Linked DNA regions of Homo sapiens: region 1 is linked to region 2. Evidence: chromatin loops called from intact Hi-C (ENCODE). Cell type or tissue: Caco-2. All regions are shown on one strand. Links, peaks and the distances in the headings refer to the core of each region. The heading gives the core; the rest is flanking DNA.

Region 1 (11,524 bases), core at 2,392-10,391, 54 kb after region 2:
ACAATTGCTGTTGTTGGCATGTTCAGGATTAGAGCCCTATCTCCTCCGAGTCACTCAGAAGGCCCGGAAATCTAAATGTAAAACTGGAGCTGTTGTTCACTCCCCGAGAGACACCTCCAGTTTGAGAAGGTGCAGGTGACCCTCGCAGGTGCCTTTCAATGTCTGTGACTCACGAACTGGGAGTCTTTGGGTTATGGAAGAAGAACGTGATGGTAACTTGTCATCACCACCTTTGACGTTGTTTGAAGCTATGATGTGTGAGTGTCCCCATGGCTGTTGGTCTTATTCAGCCATTGGATTCAGACAAACCCTCCAGGACTCTTGGTCTTTCCAGAAGAGCTGAGCTGTCACCACTGACCTTGTGGAATGGAGGATCCCACTCTCTCTTTTCGCTTGTATCCCCTGTGACCGAAACTGAGGATCCCATTTGTTTCTGTGGAGTCGTGGAGAAACTCAGCCGGATCATCTCATGGCCAATGAGTTAACTTGTTGAAAGTCTTGAGTCCAGGCTTGACTAAAGCACACTTGAGTTACATATCAAAGCGTGAAGTTAAACCCACGCTTAGACAAATGGTTGTGTCTGAAAAAGGTTCTAAGAATTGAAAACAGCTTCAGGGAAAGGACAAAAATCACCATCTGATTATCCAGGGTTGTGGTATGTCATGCTCTTTAAGTGACAGATAGACTGCTAGATTTATGGCCAAAGTAGCAATACCAGAAGACATTCCAGGGGGATGATGACCTGATGCCATTGCAGAAAAGAAACACTTTAATATGGAGGCAGAGACAGAAGGCTCTGTGACAAATTACCTGTGCGTGCTAAACGGGTGCTTCTTCTGTGAAATCAGTTAAGGGAAGCCTCTTGGCCTCATATGACTTTTGTATTTTAGCTACTTAGTCATTAAAAGAAAACCATAGCTCTTTGAGCATTGTTATTTGGAAATTTTATGGAATAGAAAAATGTTTGATAATATTAATCATCTGAGAGAATTTGATGTCACCACCTTCCAGCCTGGGCTTTGGATTTGAGCAAACTTGAGTTGAAATCTTAGATCTGCCACGTAATAGCTGGGGCAGTTATCAACCTTCCCTGCTCTTCAGTTTCTTCCTCCAGTACTTCCTGGTGGGGTTTCTGTGAGGGTTAAAATGGGTATTGTTTGATTGAAAAGTACCTAGCACAGGGCCAGGAGCGGTGGCTCACGCCTTTAGTCCCAGCACTCTGGAAGGCCGAGGCTGGCGGATCACCTGAGGTCAGGAATTCGAGACCAGCCTGGCCAATGTGGTGAAACCCTGTCTCTACTAAAAATATAAAAATGAGTGGGTCATGGTGGCAGGTGCCTGTAATCCCAGCTACTCCGGAGGCTGAGACAGGAGAATCACTTGAACCTGGGAGGCAGAGGTTGCAGTGAGTGGAGATTGCACCATTGCACTCTAGCTTGGGTGACAAGAGTGAAACTCCGTCTCAAAAACAAACAAACAAAAAAATGTGCCTGGCATAGGACTTAGGAGAGAGTCAGCACCACCTGAAAGGCACTCCAGGAAAAATACTGGCAATGTGAAGGATTGTTAGTGACATGATGCCACTTCCAGGGTGAACACCAGCCTAGCTCCAGCCCAAATCCACATGCTTCTGGGAGCACTGGGATTTGGACTGCAGTTCATCTTGCTTGCAAGAGCCACCATGCTGCACCATCATCCCTCTCACTTGTCAGTGCTCCTTAGCCGTCAGTGCTCCTTAGCCGAGTACAGTTCTGACTGCCATGCGACCAAGACCCGGAGCTTACATGCTCCTTATTGGAAACAGAAGGAAAACTCTTGTGTGATAGGAAGAAGGCACTGAGTAGAGGCTGTTCCCCGGGAATTATCCAAGAATCACAGCTCAGCCGAGGACTTTCTGGTACTGTGCATTTCAGATTTTAAATTTCACGGTTATAATAACCATCTTGCACAAAGGCAGCCGAAACCCAACCAACTGAAAACACGGGCACACACATACCGTATATACCACGCATACATGCATGTCAGCCACACACAGATGATTTGCCTAGAAATTTGTTTCTCCAGACCTTTTGGCAGAATAGCTATTTGTCATGGGAGAGGGAGGAAAATATTTGCATTCGTAATAGGAAGAGTTTATGGTTGTGAATAAGCTCATGTTTGAAAAAACAGTAATATTAGATATATGGTTGCTGGCACTACACAATTGCAGGATGTAATAGTGGCTACTAACATTAAACATTACTTAAAATTACATGCATTATAGAAATGGGGATATTTATCTCATGTTTAATGATCCGTGGTGAAAGGATTTGTTGCTTACAATCCTTAAAATGATCAATATATTATTTTAACACTTTTAAAAGGGAGTTGGTTTTTTGGTTGTGAGTTAGGAGCAGTTGTCATGCACATATTTTATAATAAAATTTTAGATTTGTTGCCACAGTTTCATTAATATATTTAAGCAGGTGTGCCCAGGTAGTGGAATCAGAAAGGCAACTCGATTTTATTTAAAATATGGTTCAAGTGGTCTCTGTAATGAGAAATTCACATGGCTTTTTTTTTTTTTTCTAATGAGTTTCCTGCTGGCTTCGGAGATGTGGTTGTTTACAGTAGAAGTATTTTTTTTTTCCATTTGAGGCTTCCATTATTATTATAAGATCAATAATAAATACACTGAATTTATGTCTGTTAAATATTTTTAGCCTGCTCCTAACACATGAAAATATTACATACCTGTTTTGATCTATTTGTATTCTGTTCCTTCCAAGTTTTTCTATTTTAAAGGAAAATTCTTGAAGGCCACCTTTTAAGGTTTCTCTAATTGGCACATCTCTGGTCATTAACTTTTTACTTTTAAAGGAGAGCAGAAAGACAGATTGTAAAAACAAAAAGTAGATATCTAGTTTATTTTGCTACTTGATAAGAAAAAAATCTCCAATTCTTGCATACTATTTGCAGTTAACTTTATTCAGCCTTTAGAGGAAAATGTCTCTTCCTTTCCAGAATTCAAGCCCCATAATTTTGTCTTCCTGTTGAGTGTCAACAATTTTTTTAAAGCCTATATGAGGAAGCTAACTTCCGAGCAATTAAGTACTCAAGAACCAGAATTGAATTTAGTCATTTTTATATTTATAACTAATACACATTTTGAGTTTCATCACAACTTGAACTATGTCTGAGGAGTTGCACATGAAGGATTTTATTACTTGATTAATATATTAAATGCACTAGGAAAATTTCCTCGTAAAGTTTCATTAAAGAGTTAAGATAGTCCTTTATTTCATGCGTACATTGAAGTTATGTATAATGGTGGCTGTGAAATGTTTTCTAAATTTCAGGTGGCTCTTGATTTTCTTTGTGTTTTCATTTGTGGCTTGGAAAGAAAAACAAAGGTCAAGTTACTCTCATCCTTTATCACCCAGTGTTTCATGAAGGAAGCCTCATTTTCATGAGGAAATCTTGGCGTGTCTACTCCAGCTTGTGTATTTTGGCAGTATGGAAAAGCGAAACACGGTTCCTGCTGCGCCCACTGCTTTTTGTGTAAGATCTATTTTGTATTGGGTAACCTTGGCATTCAGTGTTTTCACATTTAATTCGTAACTGTCTGCAAGTTGTTATGAAGCTGAAATTGATGATCCATCAGTTCAGTCTAAAGAGCGTGTTGGAATCATGATTTGATATTTTCTGGAAAGAGTTTACTTTTTGAAAGGATGCCCTTAGCTCTTTTTCTAATGTCTTCAGAAGAAAAAAAATGGTTTACTATTTTCAGAAAAAAAAGGCGATGTACTCACTGGTCTATTTTCTGTGATCAAAATGTGTTGACCACCTACCCCTGGTGTGTGTTTCTGAGCGTCCTTGGCAGCCTCTGCCTTCACAACCATTCTCTTTTCAAATTCCTCTCCTTTTCCCTTTCCCGTTTGTGCTAGTAAAGACTCTTGGAAGCATCAGGCCCTGATGAGCTGAAGCCCCCATTCCAGGGGTCTTTGGCTGCTGCATTTCTGACTTGAGCCACACAGCGAAGACCTTCTGACCTATGGCTTCTGACCTATTGGCCTTCATGGCCCATGGCTGCCTTCCGAACTATTATTTATGGTGGGCATTGAGGGATTCTGTTTGTTGGCCATGCCTTAATGCTCTGTTTTTTGAGGCCTTAACACAGTAGTTGAAATTTCTTGGCCAAATTGGATAGAGAATGTGAAATAGATACTGTAGAAGCACTTCAGAACACTCTGTCATGAACTATGGGATAATAATGAAGACTTCCCAGACTGACTGGTAAGTAGTCCGTAAGGAAGACTTGTGGAAATAAACCCTGAAAAATATGGTTTATGCATTTGATGTTGGAATAGAAGAAATTATTTTGTTTCTATGTTTCAACAGCCTATCTTTCCATGAGTATTGAAAACAGTGCTTCTATTTTTTACATTATTGGATTCATCTTTACACTCAAGTGATTACTAACTTGGTTAATAAAACTGTTGTGTTTTCCTTTTCTTTTTTTGTCTTTGTCACGGCTCTCTATCTCATATGTTCTGTTTCTGGTACTCTATCATCTGTACGACACTGCTGAAAGTGAAGGCTCCCACCTGACGCCCCAGCTTGCTGATTAAATTTAGGTTAGGCTGATGATTTAAGGAGTAAACCATCTCACCAGCACTGTTCCAGTTCTTCACTGGTGAACCAATGGTAATGTCTGGGTTGAGAGTTACAAACTGAAATCCAGGAGAAATGCTGATCTTCCCTGTCTTGCTAATCTACCTTGTACTGGAACCCAGAATCAGGTTCCTAAATTCTAGATTACACAGCCGTGACAGAAGGCATTGAGAAATCAGAGAGGCACATACTTCTCCAACACATACTCAGGTTTCCTCAAGAATATTTGTCATAATATTTGTAGCTTGTCCAGTTTGATCTGCATGGAGTTGTCATAAGAAAGTCTTTGTGGCTGAGGATTTGGTAAAATGCAGCATGCTGGTGAGAGTTATATCTCTTGTTTAAAACAAAACAAAACCTGAAACAACCAGGGCCTGAAAGCCGCACTGTGTTCCCAAGACTCCGCAACAGCCACAGGGCATTTTAGCAGAGAAAACAAAGCTTGTTTTATAGCTTCTCTTCATAGGTCTCCCTGACAGGCTTAGAGGGACATTGAGTGAAAATGGAGCTGTTAATGATATAATAAATGCTTCTGAAATTTTTCTATTGGGCAATCCCTCAATAGCTGACTGCTTTGAAAAATGAATGAAAATCAAACATAAAGACACAAATGGCTTCGTCTGCTTGGTAATGAATAAACATATGCAAAAGGACAATCAGTTGCAGGTGTGTTGCCTGTCTATAGTGTTTTGTTTCTGCTTTTGTGTTTGTCTTCCAAGCAATTAATAAACCAGCCTGGCCTATAATATCGTTCTGGAAACATTCTTTTTCACAGGCTCAGACTTGGAGATTTAGCCTTAATGCTTTCTTTTCTTGTTTTAGTTAAAAAAACCCACCTACATAAAATTTACCACCTTCATCGTTTTTAAGCATACAGTTCAGTAGCTTTTCGTATTTTCACATTGCTGTGAAACAGAGGTCCAGAACTTTTTCATCCTGCAATCTGAAACCCTATTCCCACTCAACAACTTCCCATTTCCCCCTCCCTTGGCCCCTGGTAAGCACCATTTTGTTTTCTGTTTCTGCGAATCTGTTGCCTGATTTCTTTTCCACACGTGCTGGTTCCTGCATCTCCTCTCCTGATTCACTACAATTGGGACTAATCATGCCTTTCAGGAGGAGAGAACAATATGTAATTTTCACAGTGGTTTTTATAAAATAGAGTACCTGGTACGTGCCCACTAGGATATGCAGCTCCAATAAACTTTTCTGTTGGCATAATTCTTTAGAATATGTTAAAGTCATCTCACGTAGTTGAGGAGTTAGATGGTGAAGGCAGATCTAAGCTTTTAAAACTAGATCATTTTGCTGCCTGTGTCAGCTAGAATTGAGTCTCAACTGTCCAATTCCTAGGCAAACCTCTGAACTCATCTTCTTTTAGGGCATGTATAATTTTTGACAGATGACAGATCTGTTTTAAAAATGTGCTTATTGTCCTTTGGTATTTTAATTTGATTTGTTTTGAGCACTCATGTTATTGTTTATAAATGTGGGCCAAATGCATTTAATGAGTACACGCAATTGGTAGAATACTGTCGCTCTGAATAACCTTAACTCTCTATGGAAGGAGACACACTCCATTTTCATTTGTGTAAATTCTTTGCTGTAGGTCACCACTGTAGATTCACATTTCGAATGCTGTCAAATCATAGAAGTATTAAAAAATATTTGTTTTTAAAGATGGCTCTTATTGCTTGCATTGCTTTTTCAGAAACCTCTCTCTGTTTTCCAATACGGCTTTTATGTCAGTGCTGGTATTAGGTCACTGTAGGCTGCCCATGTCACTAAATTTAGTTTATAATTTCACAGGATTTTTTTTAAAATGTGTCATCGAAACCCATGTTTCTTAGTATATATCTTACATTTGCCTTCAATTTTCAAACAGCTAACTTTTGCAGTGATGATACCTACATAAAAGGGAATTATCATTAAAACGGTGCTTGTTAGGATGGTTTACTTTAAGATAAGGCTTCATAACAAGGGACTTAAACTGAGCAAAAAACTCAAAACCAGTGTGAGTTAACAATGGAATGTGCTAAATCTCAGGCTTCCTTCTCTTGGCCAGATTTTAAAACAATCACATTGAGAGCAACAAAGTTAACTGGTGAGCCAGTTTAAAGGGAACTGAAGTTTCTGATAAAGTCTTTCCCTCTTGTCCATGGGGGATACATTCCAAGACCCCAGTGGATGCCTGAAGCCATGGATAGTACCAGACCTGATTGCTGTCACTCTGGACACGTTTCTGTTGTCAGCTGAAGGATGAGACAGTTTGTAAATTTGGAAAGGAGCTTTTTGTTTCTCATAAAGGGTCGCAGCCTGCAAAGCGGGCATTCTGACAGGCTAGGAAGCATAGCTTCTGGTCAGAAGCCAGAAACAGACACTTCAGAGGGGAAGAATAAGACAACAATTTATGCTGAATGGGGTGGGTAATAGGCATATTCAATAAGCTATGGGGGAGTCATGAATATTCATGAAACGAGAACCATGCGCACGCGATTGAGATTCACGGTCCCATGTTCAAAACATGGCAGTGTTAGCATGATCCAAGGGCAGAGTTTTCTGGACTCTAATGTGTTAAGCTGAAGCTGAGGACACGCAGGCCCTCACTGCACAGCCCCCACAGGCTGGTGGAATGCTGGTTTGTTGTTTCATTGACATCACAAAAGGGAGGGGTGGTGTCAGTCTGTTGGTTAAGTCCTAGGTGGAATCTTTGGAAAGAACTGGCTTTTGTTCAGCCCTTAGGGAAGAAAGCCTGTGGCCTTTAGCAAGCAAGGATGGGGGTGTAACCAGGCTCATCAGACCTCCCATCCCCTCACAGCCACAGACCCAGCTTTAAGGTTACTCTGGGGTCCCCTTGGCCAAGAGGAGGGTCTGTTCTGTGGGTTGAGAGCCTTAGGATTTTATTTTTCTTTCTTCTTGTTCATGCCTTCAACAAGTATAAAGCCCTTTCCATCTTAACTAAGCACTTATCACACACTGTGGCTGTAACTTCTGCAGCTTGAGGTGCGATGGCGAAAGTATTATTAATTTCTTTTTCCTTCTTCACAGTTTCCCAGACGGAAGATTATTCTTACTGCAGATCTTAGCAACCTCAGCACATGACTCTTTTTCTTTCCTCATTAAGTCAAGAACCTTTGGCCTTTTCACTTAAAAGAAGCACTCTAAGGCTTCGCTTTGACATACCCCAGTTGCCAGCATCACTACTGTTTGGGACCATTAGGAAGTAAATTCAGGGAGACTTGAACACAAGCACTGCTTATCTCGAAAGCTGATCTGCTCACCGAGGTGGCCCTTGAGCACGGACAGCCTGGATCTGCTGGGTAAAGGGAGAAGTTATGTCCAGGGTGGGACAGAGAGGACGGCGAGAGATTTCCTCACTACTCAGAACAGCGGGAAATTCAAAACTTAGGGATTATTTCTGAAATTTTCCATTTAAAATTTTCTATTTAAAATTGACGAAGGGTAACTGAAACCAGAGAAAGCAAGACTGACGATAAGGGAGGGGCCTCCTGTACTCCAAGAGCACTGAATCTGGAAAAACTCAACACATCGATGGAGTCATATATTTAATTTTTTCTTAAAAGCCGCCTGCGGGGTATTGTAGAAACGCTGCGCTGCCTATCACAGCTTGTGATGTGACACGTTCATTCTGCAAGTTTAAACTTCGCCTAGGTATTTCTTTTCCTGTGTGACCGTCACATGACTAGTTTTGTTGTGCATTGTTGTAGAAGTTAACATGTTTCCCTATCGAAAGAATGTCATCTTCTATTTTCTCTGTTTCTTTTAAGCTTTTTTCATATAGTTGGCCTTTTGTTAATGGTCAGCATTTATGGCTTTTTGCAGACAGCATCTCTTTGAGCAACAATTTCTTGAAATAAAAAAATATATTCTTGGCCAGGTGTGGTGGCTCACGCCTGTAATCCCAGCACTTTGGGAGGCCAAGGCGGATGGATCACTTGAGGTCAGGAGTTCAAGACCAGCCTGATCAACATGGCGAAACCCCATCTCTACTAAAAATACAAAAATTAGCCGACCGTGCTGGCGTGCACCTGTAATCCCAGCTACTTGGGAGGTTGAGACAGGAGAATCACTTGGACCTGGGAGGCAGAGGTTGCAGTGAGCCGAGATGGTACCACTGCACTCCATCCTGGGCAACAGAGCAAGACTCTGTCTCAAATATATATATATTTTCCCTAGTTGGCTTTAGACTCTTGACCCCAGCTTATAGTTGTTTTTGTTAAAGACTGTATTATTATGGTCTCTCCATGGGAATTATGGTTTTAAAATTATTTTATTCATTCAGCAAATCTTTATGAGCATCTACTATGCATCATGCTGTTCTCGTGAACAAAACAAGATCCATATCCTGAGGGAGTGTGCCTTCCAGCAGAGAAAGACGGCAGTGTGTAAGGAGCGTTAGAAGAAGATGTTGTCTTTTGTGTGTAGAAAGTGGTATGTAAAAGTGAAAAATAAAAAGAAATAGAGCAGAATCAGGGATGGAGGTGTGGGGCAAATTGTAATTTTGAATAGGGTAGTCAGGGTCGGCACTTTTGAAAGCCTGACGTGAGCAAAGCGAAGAAAGAGGTGAGGGAATTAGCCACAAAGATTTCTGGGGACAGAGTGTTCCAGCCTGTGCAAAGGCCTGGAGGTGGGTGTGTGCCTCGTGTGCTAGAGAACAGCTGGCCTGGCTGGAGAGGAGTGAGCCAGAGGGAGGACATTTGGATATGAGCTCAGGTAGGTGACAGGGGTGGGGCAGATCACTGGGGACCCTTTTTTCCATTGTGAGGACTGTGGCCTTTACTCTGAGTGAAAAACATTTTGAGTAGGGGAGTGACATGTCTGATTTAAAGTAGAAGATGATTGTTTCTGATAAAGCTGACTTGAGAAGCTATTTGGAAATTGTTTATGTGATAAGTCAGATAGTAATCATAAGTGACAGAGGTTAAATGCAGGCAGAGAAATTCAAGGAAATTGTCAGAAAAAATATTTCATCTACCGGGCATGGTGGCTCACTCCCAGCACTTTGGGAGGCCGAGGCAGGTGGATCACCTGAAGTCAGGAGTTCGAGACCAGCCTGACCAACATGGTGAAACCCCGTCTCTACTAAGAATACAAAAATTAGCTGGGCGTGGTGGCAGGCGCCTGTAATCCCAGCTACTCGAGAGGCTGAGGCAGGAGAATCACTTGAACCTGGGAGGCGGAGGTTGCAGTGCGCCAAGATCACGCCACTGCACTCCAGCTTGGGCAACAGAGTGAGACTCCATCTCAAAAAAAAAAAATTAAGGTACTCACAGAAGGTAAAGAATGTCATTAAGCTGCGTGGTATCCCAGTTCCTGAGTGTCATGAGTGTCCACAGATGTATGAGTGTGTATGTGCAGTAGAGTCATTGCAGGAACATTTAGGCATGTGAGGCTCTCTAGGTTTGGGGCCAGAGGACATGAGTGCTTAGAAGTTTTCAGGCAAGCCTCATTTCCAGAGTGCCCTTGGAATCACTGCTATCATCAGTTGGAATTAGTTCTTTAATTAAATCCTGGCCATCGATCAGCATCCCTTTCTATTGCATTTGACGGAGCTTACAGAATCTGTGTTGTAAACAAAGCAGAAGCATCTTATTTCCCAGAACTGTGGTTTATTAACACCTAAGGAAACTGGTTGTCTGATACTCATATTTTTAAAAAATGTGCTTAGTAATTCATAATCTTTTAGTCCTTCTAGACTGTCAGCATTGTTGGATATGCTTTATGTATACTTTTGTTATATGCTTATTTGTAAGTTTCTTTTTCCTAAATCGAGAATCTATGTGTTCGTATTTTGTCCTACTCTAGCAAGCTTTCAGTGGGAAGAGACTGCCATCCGTAGTGAACCCATATCATTTTTTGTTTCTTAGTCGTTTCCTCATTTGTGGATCATAGAGACCCCATTTCCCACCTTTTTCCTCTTCTAGTCAGTGTCTCATTCCCCAGCTGCTCATCAGAAGATAGTGAAATATGAGGGGAAGTTTAAGTTTTATTTTATAGTGATTAAAGTACGGTGAGGTTTAAAAATACTGAAGGTGGAATTTTCATAGCTACCAAACGTTGAAAATAACACAACATATTTCAACTAAAAATGAAGCAAGGTGGGTAACTGACTTCTTGAATCCCTGCTGGATGATGGCACTGGTGCTTAGCACTTTATGTATATTTCCTTCATTTAACTCTCACAACCACTCCTTTATCGGACGTCATCATTCCATTGTTCAGATGGGAAAGCCAGTGTCCAGGCAGGCCAGGAGACCTGCCTGAGCCCCACAGCTAGTAAGTGGCAAGCCAGCTTCAAAGTGTTGACGTGATGAGCCTAGAACCCCTGCCTTCCCCTATTCTATGCTGTTCCCAAATATCTCCCACAGTTTTGCGCCTAATAGTAATAGCTTCATCTGTTGAAAATGACATCAAAGTTAGTTTTCCTTCCATCTTTATAATGAAAATACTTTTTATAGTGCTTGACTTTTTCTACCCTCCCCACACCCACCCAGTTTACCAGTCCATTTTGTAGATTGTCAGTATTTTCGGATATGCTTTTTTCCCCATTTTTTAATTGTGGTAAAATATACGTAACATAACTTTACCATTTTAACCATTCTAAGTGTACAGTTCAGTGGTATTAAGTATGTTTATGTTGTTGCTCAGCCATCCCCATGTCTCCAGAACTTTTTCATCTTCCCAAACTGAAACTCTGTCCCCATTAAACACTAACTCCCCACTCCCCTCTCCCCTTCCTCCACCCCCAGCCCTACAACCACCATTCTCCTTTCTGTGTCTGTTGGATATGATTGTACTTTTGTTATATACCTGTTTGTAAAGTTCTTTTCCATATTAATCTGAGCTTTCC
Region 2 (11,524 bases), core at 1,410-9,409:
ACCCCCCCATATCCTTCCCAAGGTTGGACTCTCGGCCTATGGAGGGCTGCTGATGAGGCCCGTGGATCCTTCTCAAATCCAGTTTCTATATCCTTATTGGAAAATGTTCCAGCCCCGTAGGTCCACACAAGCTGAAGGGATGTGCCTCACAGTTCAGAAGCCTTCAGGCAAGGTCAACAGAAACACGACGGGAATCCAGACAGTGTATGTCCCCTCACCCTGCAGGCGCAGCCGCGGACCTCAGGCCTTTGCCTTCCCACCGAGGACTGCAGGACGTGCTGGGTTCCTGGGGCCTCTGATCCTGGGCCTTGTCCAGTGATGTCTGACTGCTGTCTACTCACTTTTGGTTAACCTGCAGTACACCTCATATCCTGTTTCAAAATGAAATTGGAAGGTGGGGCTCCCTCAGGGGCAGCAAAGCTACAGCTTCAAGGCCAGACACGGATACTTAAAAAAATCTTCTAAAATTGTGGTAGAGTACACATAACATACAATTTATCATCTTCACCATTTGCAAGGGCTCAGTTGGGCAGCATTACATACAGGCACATTGTTCGACCTCCAGAACTTTTTCACGCTGCAGAACGGAAACTCTGTATCCATTTACATTTTTAACTGGTTGAAGATGGAAAAAGAAGGCTATTTTGGGGACATGTGAAAATGACATGAAATTCACATTTCAGTGTCCAGAGATGAAATTTTATTGACTAAAGTCCTGCCCATTTGTTTTGGGGTTGCCTGTGGGGGCTCTTGTGCCACAGCAGCAGAGTCAAGACCAAGTGGACCACAAAGCTGAAATTTGTGCTGTCTGGCCCTTTGCAGAAAAAGGTTGCCGTTGCCTGGAATAAATAGGTTTGCATGTATGGAGGATTCAGCTGAAGATAAGGCCATGGGGTTGGGTCAGCAGGAAGAGATACTGGCCAGCAGAAACCTCTTCCCACTCCCCAAAGCACATCTACGCTGACTAAAGATTCTGTTTCTCCCTTCTCTTTTATTTTTTGAGATGGAGTCTCGCTCTGTCACCCAGGCTGGAGTGCAGTGGCGCGATCTCAGCTCACTGCAACCTCCACCTCCTGGGTTCAAATGATTCTCCTGCGTCAGCCTCCTGAGTACCTGGGATTACAGGCGCCCACCAACACGCCCGGCTAATTTTTGTATTTTTAGTAGAGACAGGGTTTCATCATGTTGGCCAGGATGGTCTCGAACTTCTGACCTCAAGTGATCCTCTTGCCTTGGCTTGCCAAAGTGCTGGGATTACAGGTGTGAGCTACTGCATCTGGCCTTTCCCTTCTTTGTGTGTGTGTGTGTGTGTGTGTGTGTGTGTGTGTGTGTGTATACAGCTTCCCAAGTAGCTGAGACTACAGGTATGTGCCACCACGCTCGGCTAATTTTTATTTATTTTTATTTTTTTATTTTTATTTTTATTTGTAGAAACGAGGTTTCGCCATATTCCCCAGGCTGGTCTTGAACTCCTGGGCTCAAGGGATACTCCTGCCTTGGCCTCCCAAAGTTCTGGGATTACAGGCATGAGCCATCATGCCCAGCCTCTCCCTTCTGGTAGCTGAGTTAAGGGACTCTGTGGATGGCTTTATTGTGCAGCTATAGTATTTAATAAATATTGGTAATTTACTGGCTTTGTTTTAATATTAAAATTATGGTAAAATGAACTGCCCTGACCCTTGATATGCTTGTTTCTACCCTACCTTCCCTCAGTCAGTCAACCTCATCTAAATATATCTCCCTGCAGTTCTAATGGTGATCTTTCTAGGTGAATGTCATGAGCTGCTTTTTGATGCTCTTTCATTATCTGTGAAAAAGGATAAAAGTAGTTAAGTGGATAACTTAAGTATAAACAAAATCTTCATGGATTCTTTTAGCAGGAAAATGAGCTTGAATTGAGTGGTCATTTCTGTTCATTAAGTTCAGATTTTGAGGCCCTCCCCGCCAAGATGATTCTAGTTACTAGTGCTTACATTCGTGTACTGTGTTCTAAGCCATTTGGCATCTCAACAGACTCATCCACAGCAGCCCTATGAAATTGATGGGGCAGATATTTCTATTTGCTTTTGGCAAATGAGGACATGAGGCTCATGAGGGGCCTGTCAGGCCCAGAAACACTGAACCTTGTCCCACTCTTGGGTCAACATAATATTTAGCTTTCAGTGACTGCTCATTCTTGACCTTGTTGTTTGTCAAGGAAGGGGTTGGGGAAGAGAAAATTTAATTTGTTACTATTTTTCTTAACTACTGGGACTATATTGCCTGAGTGAGTGGTCGGGGGGTGTCAGCGAAGATGTTGGTTCAGGTAAGAATAAAATTCAGTTGTTATTTATTTAAGACTTACCATGGGCTGGGCCCAGTGGCTCACGCCTGTAATTCCAGCACTTTGGAAGGCCGAGGTGGGTGGATCACTTTGAGTTCAGGAGTTTGAGACGGGCCTGAGCAACATGTCTCTACTAAAAATACAAAATTAGCCGGGCTTGGTAGTGCACGCCTGTAGTCCCAACTACTTGGGAGGCTGAGGCCAGAGAATCACTTGAACCTGAGAGGCGGAGGTTGCAGTGAGCTGAGATCACTGAATCTAACTGAAAGGCTTTTGAGAATAGGTAATTTTATAGAAGGAGAAATGCAGTACATAAAATTGGCTTTATGTTTATCTTGAATACCAAGAAAATTGTTTTTCTTGGGTAAATTTAGGTGATTTTCCAGTGGTGCTTTCTTGCACATTTGACCATAGAAGAACATGTGTTAAGCCCATCCCTTCTCATTTGGTCAAGGTCCATCCTTGGTCTCTATGACAGTTGAATGAAGATTGAGCTGTTCACACATCCTCAGTAATATACAAGTAGTATATCCGTCAAAAGGGTTTTGTGCTTATTTTCCAAGAGCTCTCGGTGCTCTAAATTCTTTATATGAACATGTAAGATTGCACATCTGGTTTTAAATGTGGACATGGGCATTGTAGGGTCCTGGTTTTTAAACTATTCATGACTTACAATGCCTCAGCGTATCTTCCTTGGGAGAATTCATTTTGTTGAATGCTCATCCTGAGGACGCAGCTCCCTTCCTAGAAATGAGGTAGCTCCTGGCACCTTGAGAGTTCCTCTGTGTGCAGGAAACCGATGAGTTTGCAGATACCAGCTTCATGATAGCCTGACTGAAACTTGTTGAGGAGCAATGCAGGATGGTGAATATTTTCATGATCTAGATCAGTTAACTCATCCTGCACATGGCTAACTTTATGTCATGAGAACAGATTTCTTAGCCTGAGAATTGGGACAACTTAGAAATTGGGAAACTAAGCATGTATATCTTTTAATTTTTTTCTTTTCTCTCTTCTCTTCTAAATGGAACATTCACGCAAGGCAGTGTACAGAGATGGTGTGGTATACTGCAGAGAGCAGGGGCCCCGAGGGCAGGCCAGGGTACGAGTCTAGATGCCACCCTCTGAGCCATCGTTTCTTCACGGTTTTACATTGCTGTCCTCTGAATCAGAAATCATGATGTAAGACGAGGCGAATTGCAGTTGTGTGAGCTCTCTTTTCATGAAGACGATTATACATTTTGCTGATGTCTCAATAATTTCCCAAGTCAGGATGACAGAAGAGCTGAAAGCAGCCTACTTAGGATTATTCAAGGAAATGAAAGAACTGTTTCCTTCATTCATAAACACCTGAGAGTCTGCTCTGGCTTAGACACTACGCTAGTTGTTGAGAAACAACTCAACAAATTAGGCCGAGAATCTGCCCTAATGAAATCTAGAGTTTGGAAGAGAGAACACATCTACAAACCAGCACACGGTGACGACTTTTTTCCAAGGACCCACTTGGCGTCATTTGCTAAATGCTCCTCTTAACGGTGGTGAGTCTTATCTCCTCTTACATTGACAGTACTGACAAGTATACATATATATATTTTTAAATTTTACTTTAAGTTCTGGGATACATGTGTAGAACGTGCAGGTTTGTTACATAGGTATACATGTGCCATGGTGGTTTGCTGCACCCATCAACCCGTCATCTAGGTTTTAAGCCCCACATGCATTAGGTATTTGTCCTAATGCTGTCCCTGCCCTTTCTCCCCACCCCTCGACAGGCCCCAGTATGTGATATTCCCCTCCCTGGGTCCATGTGTTCTCATTGTTCAGCTCCCACTTATGAGTGAGAACGTGTGGTGTTTGGTTTTCTGTTCCTGTGTTAGTTTGCTGAGAATGATGGTTTCCAGCTTCATCCATGTCCCTGCAAAGGGCATGAACTCATTCTCTTTTAAGGCTGCATAGTATTTATGGTGTATATGTGCCACATTTTCTTTATCTAATCTATCACTGATTTGATAGACTGTATATCAGTATATCACTGATTTGGGTTGCTTCCAAATCTTTGCTATTGTAAATAGTGCTGCAATAAATGTACGTGTGCATGCTTCCTTATCATAGAATGATTTATAATCCTTTGGGTTTATACCCAGTAATGGAATTGCTGGGTCAAATGGTATTTCTAGTTCTAGATCCTTGAGGAATCGCCATACTGTCTCAAAATACATTTTTTTTTCTTTTTCTTTTTGAGGTGTAGTCTCGCTCTGTCTCCCAGGCTAGAGTGCAGTGGTGCGATCTTGGCTCACTGCAACCTGTACCTCCTGGGTTCAAGTGATTCTCCTGCCTCAGCCTCCCAAGTACCTGGGATTATAGGCGCCTCCCACCACGCCAGTCTAGTTTTTGTATTTTTAGTAGAGATGGAGTTTCACCATGTTGGCCAGGCTTGCCTTGAACTCCTGAGCTCAGGTGATCCGCCCACCTCACCCTCCCAAAGTGCTGGGATTACAGGTGTGAGCCACCTCTCCTGGCCAAAATACATATTTTTTAAGTACCTCAAAATAGCCCTTTTGCACGCTAATGGAAAGCCCAACAGTCATTATGATAGAGAATAATCTTCAGTAAAAGATAAGGAGGAAATTTTAATTTGGGAACCCGTTCGTGAAATGCATACCCTTCTGTTTTCCCTCTGACTTCCTTGTCCTTTGTGTTTAGGAGCTTAAGGGATCCTTCTGTTTAAGTCACTAGGGGCTCAATATTAACGTGCAGATATGTGGGGAAAATGTCACTTGTTTGGTTGCAGTTTTGCCAGCTCTAAAATCAGTTGGTAGTGGCTGCCTGGAGTATCTTGTCCTGAAAGATTGGGAGTTTGAATTGAGGATCAAAGGGGGTGTCAGAGATTAGTGATGTCTTCTGTCAGGAGGGCTGGTTGCCATGGTTGCTACCCTGGCTTGAGCTCCTATCAGCTCACATTTCAGAGATGATTAGTGAGGATTATAAGGATTGGGCTCAGAGTGGGGCCATGGGGCAGAAAGAAGACACTGGCTGAACTATTCTGAACTCTTAATGGGCACCCAAAACAAGTATGTTCAATTTTGTCAAAAGCTAGAAGGGCCCTGGCCACACTTGTGTTAATGGAAAAACCAGACTCCATAAAATATTCTAAAGAGGTATATTCTGAGCGAGTATGAGAGACTGGGAAACGTAGTCTGAAGAGGTCCTGAGAAAGTGCGCCCAAGGTGGTTGGGTTACAGTTTGGTTTTGTATATTTCAGGGAGACAGGAGTGCAGGTGAAGACATGAATCAATACAAGGTTAGTATGCGTTGGTTTGCCCTGAAAAGGTGGGATATCTTGAGGCAGGGGCTTATAGGTGGATTCAGAGATTCTTCAATGTGTCATTGGTTAAAAGAGTAAAGCTTTGTCTAAAAATGTGGAGTCAGCAGAAAGGAATGTTTAAGATAAGGACGTCTGTTAACCAAGATACTGGGTCAGAGTCACCTGTAGGGATGTGGGACTTAATCCTTGTCTGTTTGGCCTTAGGTCCTTTGATGTCTTGCTGTCACAAAGAGTCTGTTTTGCGAATCTTATGATCTCTAGTTTAACATTAATGCTGGTCAGTTGTGCCTAAACTCCAAAAGGGAGGGGATGTAACGAGGTATGTCTAACCTCCCTTCCCATCCTGGCCAGGAATTCAGTTCTTAAGGTTCTTCTGAGGTCCCGTTAGCCAAGAGGCGTTTGTTCAGTTGGTGGAGGGCTTAGGAATTTCTTTTTAGTTTACACTGAAATGAGCTGTGCAAGGCCTGGGGCCTCATCTCTCTAACTTCTTGTCCACGGAAGCATCTGGCACAGTGGGCATTCAGTAAGCGTTTGTTGAAGTAACAGTGATGAAAATCATATTCTGTTGATAACATAGCTCGTGTGAAGCAGCAAATGCTATTTTGTGTGTAGAGAAATAGAAGGTCAGAGCCCACAATGAACTAAGCTCTGTGAGGGCCTCCAGGGAGACCTCCAAGAAGTTCAAGGTCACACAGTAGCGGGCCCAGCAGAGCAGGGATTTGAACCTAGGTTTGCCTCATAACAAAGCTCATCTTCTTTCCCCCACAAAAGGAAGTGTGAGAATGATGGCGGTCAATGACAGACTTAGCCACTTATAATCAGTTTTTGTTTAAAAATGACAACACCATGGTTTGACCTGGGTAGGGAGGAAGAAATGGAGTTTGCTAGGTCTGGCTGTTGACTGTGGTTGCTTCTGAGGGGACAGACTTTTCAGGGCAACCACCCTCTCCACCAGCATACAGAGATTGCTTTTTTAATCTAGGATTGCTTTTCTCGTCATACTTTGTCCCTATTCAGATGTACCTGTAGGCCTGGTTATTTTGTCTGTGTGATTGTTAGAGGAAAAAAGTGAAAAGATTTGAAAAATGATCAAGAAGAGCACGAGATATCCCCAGGTTATACAGAGAGATTCCCTGGAGGCTTTGTTGGCGCACAGGGCCATGCTTGGTTTAGAAAAGGCAGCGCGGGGCAGCGTGGGGCTCCTCCGGTTTCTCTTTGTCTGAAATGCTGAGTTTCACAGGCTCCTTACTGAGTTCAGATTTCCCTGGGGCAGAAGAGACTGAGGGAGGAAGGAAGGTTGCCGTTTATTTCATTGATTAATGGCAACAACTGCAATTACTTTTGCACCAACCTAATATTTCTACGATAATAGTTTTTTTTTTAACACAGCAAAAATCAGGGATTGAAAGTTTGAAACCTGAGCTTTTAGGCAAACTCCTCCCCTAAAAGTAAACAATGAGATAAACAGCAGCCTTTTAATGGAAAAAACTGCAATTACTTTTGCTCCAACCTAATAATTTACTTTCTGAAATCCTCCCCAGCAGACTTCCTAAAATCAAAGTGACCGGATGGTCCCATTGAGAGGATTTCAGTCTAAACATAAAACACTAGTAAACGATTACTAACCAGCTCCCAAGTTGGTGACCATCAAAAATCTCACATATTAAAAGCTGGTACCAGTATCCTTCAAGTAAGTGAAAACCTCCTTTAATATGTTAGGGTTTTATCTGGACATCAGGTAAATTTTGTATTCAGATCAGATCACTTTATTCTCAAGGTTTTAATTTAGGTCAGATAATAGATGCTTGGCTATAACACTATCTGTTTGTTCCTAAAGTAATATGATTGTATTAAAAAGTGTTCTTCAGCCATGCAATACTGTATTCATCTTGCCATCCTTGAGTGAGTCAGTGAATTATCTTGTGATACAGGACTGCATTTATCTGACAGATATCTTTTGAAAGTAACATGATATCTGTGAGAGGTCTGAGGCTGTGATTTCACTTTGGTTTTCTGTATGTGATTCTGTAATAAGTTAATGCCTTAACTTAAACTCTAATGTTACAGAATATCGTAAACACGAACAGATGAATTCAGATTCCTTTTCAAAAGTAGATTTGACACACTGAGCTATTTATGCATGGAATACATGATGTCAGAGATTTGCTTCCACATAGAATAGGTGGCAGTGAATGTGGGTAAGGAGAGAGAGAGAGAGAGAGAGAGAGAGAGATAATATTTATATATTTTTATATATATTCATATATATATATGTAGGTGAAACAGGATTGGCCATGAGTTGATGATTGTTGAAGTTAGGTAATGATTTGGTAAATATTTTAAAATATTTTATGAATTTTTAATAGGTTTAATTGTGTTTTCCTAAAGGCAAAATCTGACAAGCTTCTAGGGAGGAGATTGGCAGAATAGAGTAATTCCTAACATTGTTAGAGTTTGAAAGGAAATGGTCCCCCCACTTCTTTTCTCTTTCTCTCTTTTTTTTTTTTTTTTTTGCATCTCTGAAAGACTGAGCTGAACGATTGTGACAATTAGTTAGTATATAAAATGTCCCACTTTCCTGGTGAGTGGTTGACATTGGTGGCTAAGCAATTTCAGGCATGAGAAGAGAATAAACCTTTACTGATTAATGGTTGACTTGTGACCTCCTGGTCACTTTCTGGGCTGGCAGCAGCATGATTTGTGTAACATTTAAACATAGTTGAGAATCATAAAATATTCTTTTCATGCATTGATTTCTTAATGCATTTTTGAAGTGTTTTCATTAAGACTGGAAAAATTATGATCTGTGTGTGAAACTGACAAAGGTCGGCGGGGGTATGATGGATGTCATTATGGAAAGTCCTAAGTGATCATGGAAATCCCTTCTTCCTTTTTCTGAGGCATACAGGCAGATGGAATTCTGCCTTGTTTCATGTTGACATCTCTGCATGTTCATTCTGAGAGGCTCACAGGATGGCTGGCCTGGCTATCCCTGAGGGCTCATGGCCTGTCCCCAGAGGAATTAAGCATAGCTGAAGGCTAGCCTTCCCTCTATTGATGTAATTGATGAAATGAGGAAGCAAGATGCTAAGAACAAGACCCATTTCTCAATTATTGAGTGTTGTAGAGTCTCTGAAAAAGATATTTAGAAGCACCAGAGCCTGCTAATTTTGCCTGGGGTTTAGGATTTATATATAACCAATGAGACAGAGCAAGAATTCCCTTTTGGGCAATATGGTCTACTCTGCCCTGTTTATGGAGTTGTTGATTCATAATATTATGGCATAACAGTTGAAAAAAAGCAAAACACAAGATTATAGGTAAGACTTGATTACAAAAGCTATGTGATGATTTTGTACTGGTACAGACAAAAGAGAGGAGCTAAACAAATGTAAAAATAATTGGGTTAGGGTAGAGGGGATGTGGATAACTTTTTTTCTTGCTTAAAAGCATCTTTATTATTATATTGTTTTTACGTTTGGATTTTGTTTACAAAAGAACCAAAGTAAGTCATCTTCTTGGTATTCAAAAGTTCCAAAGATGGAATTTTCCCATCAGAGTGCGATGGTTTAAATAGAAGTTAGGTTCCTAGGAAGAATAAATGAACCATAATATAATTGCATAGGATGTAGAATATCCATTGCTTTCCCCAAGACCAGAATGATACCTCTCACAGGCAATGCGAGGAGTCCTCCACCCCTGCCACCCACACTGGGTGTGTGACCCAGCAAGGGGGCATGGGTGGGGTGGGAGGAAGGTAAAAAGGGGAAGACCACAATAGCTGTTCATATACAGGATTATTTGCTATTCTGTTCTTAAAGATTGCTTGATATTTTGTTTTGATTGCAAAAGGTGATTGATATGAAAATGTCAACATTTCAAACACAAGTATTCGTTTTGTTCAAAATGTTTGTTAGATCAAATCAGAATATGATCCCAGAACATGTCTGAGCTCTTGGATCTGCTCTAGAAAAATACACACACACACACACACACACACACACACACACACACACCCCATATGTATATATTAGAAGCAGGGAGTGGCTCTGTCACCCAGGCTGGAGTGCAGTGGCATGTGTGGTCATAGCTCACTGTAACTTTGAACTCCTGGGCTCAAGTGGTCCTCTGGCCATGGCCTCGCGTGTAGCTGGGACTGCAGACACACACCACCTTGCCTGGCTAATTTTTATTTTTATTTATTTATATATTTTCTGTAGAAACAGGATCTTGCTTTGTTGCCCAGGTTGGTCTTGAACTCCTGGCCTTAGGTGATCCTCCTGCCTCAGCCTCCCAAAGTGCTGGTTTTATACCATGCCTGGCTTTAGAAAGAAATATATTAATTAACATCTACAAAGAGATGATCCATGTCCACATAATTGGTTCTGCTTATTCAACAAGCCGTTTTTCAGTGCTGAGACTTCCTCTGAGGAGGTATGGGTGGTGGCGCTGGGAAAGGGGTGAGGCCTTCTGGGAGACCTTCGGGGACGCCACCTTGAGGGTGGAGTCCTGTGCTAGTGGCAGAGCACTGTTTAGAGTCAGCCGAGTGAGTCTCAGTTCCCTGGGCTTGTTTTATGCATGCGGCGCCTGTTTCAGGTTCTCAAGAAACATGGTATTCAGTTCATTGAGAGCACTGGTTCTTCATGCCAGCTGCCTATTAGAATCATCTAGAAATCTCTTGGAAAACATGGATGCTCAACTTCCACCCCCCAGAAATTCTGATTCAATTGGTTGGGCGGGGGCCTAGGCATTGTTATTTCTGAAAAGCTTTCCAGGTGATTCTATTGTGCAGCGAGGGTCAAAATCTGGTGATCTGTTATTTAACAAGCTATTGTTTTAAATGGTCAAAATCTGGTGATCTGTTATTTAACAAGCTATTGTTTTAAATGGTCAAAATCTGGTGATCTGTTATTTAACAAGCTATTGTTTTAAATGGAGCTTAAGGGGAAGTATTACTGTGACTATTCAAAAGAGCTGTGTTTTCTTCTACCGGTCCACAGTGAGACTTTAATATCCAGGGTGTGTGTATGAGTGAGTGAGTGTGTGTGTGTGTGTGTATGTTCTGTGTGTCTTTGTGTTGTGTGTGAGTGTATGTGTGAGAACATGTTGTATGTGTGTGTTGTGTGTGTATGTGTATATTTTGTGAATGTGTGTATGTATGTGTGTGTGTGTGAGAGTATACTGCAAGTGTGTGTATATGTGTGTGAGTGTGAATGCGAGAGTATATTGTGTTTAAGTGCGTGTTTGTGTGCACGTTGCATATGTGTGTGAGTGTGCTTGTGTGAGCATTGTGTATATGTGTGAGAATGTGTGTGAGACAGTGTTGCAAGTGTGTGAGTGAGTGTGTTGTGTAACTCACCAGATGACCCTAATGTGCAAACAGGGTTGAGATCCAGAGCTGTGTCTGAGTGTTGTCTGTGTCCTCCCTGGAGAACATCCTTCGTTTTCTGGTTCGGAGTGTATATTGATTGGCATAATAACCACTACTCATCAGTAAACCTGTGTAAAGACCCATAAGACCTGCTAGCTGGGAAAATGGTAGATTTTTCACTTCTTCACTTCTACATTTCTACCTTGTGGTTTCATGGACTATGTCATAAATTTATTAATATTAATTATGAACACTTATGAAGGTGTTTTGATACCTGCTGTGACGAGGCTGCATTGTTTTTCTTATCATTTTAATGTTATTTATTTATTTATTTATTTTGAGACAGAGTCTCCCTCTGTTGCCCAGGCTGGAGTGCAGTGGTGCGATCTCGGCTCACTGCAACCTCCGCCTCCCGGGTTCATGCCATTCTCCTGCCTCAGCCTCCTGAGTAGCTGGGACTACAGGCACCTGCCACCACGCCCTGCTAATTTTTTTTTTTTTTTTG

Evidence for each region. Hi-C counts contacts between places; a loop is a spot of excess contacts. Peaks named below come from ENCODE experiments on the same cell type or tissue, not always from the same donor. Only the 100,000 strongest peaks of a DNase experiment are listed, where the experiment ranks them.
Region 1: it touches region 2 in a loop (4-fold over the local background); 2 of 110 quality-filtered maps call a loop at or near these places.

The regions. Positions count from the first base shown.
Region 1 is chr13:98,320,835-98,332,358 of GRCh38, forward strand. The region is part of intron 2 of FARP1 (FERM, ARH/RhoGEF and pleckstrin domain protein 1); the gene reads left to right. LOC105370327 (a long non-coding RNA gene) reads left to right here and starts at 7,372. Exons shown (of 3, transcript XR_931667.3): 1 at 7,372-7,490; 2 at 7,702-7,973. In Caco-2, for the core only: no CTCF peak of the experiment used is centred there; a DNase peak (open chromatin) is centred at 7,297.
Region 2 is chr13:98,267,486-98,279,009 of GRCh38, forward strand. The region is part of intron 2 of FARP1 (FERM, ARH/RhoGEF and pleckstrin domain protein 1); the gene reads left to right. Among named protein-coding and RNA genes, the nearest start is that of MIR3170, 65 kb to the left of the region's middle. In Caco-2, for the core only: no CTCF peak of the experiment used is centred there; DNase peaks (open chromatin) are centred at 5,256 and 5,866.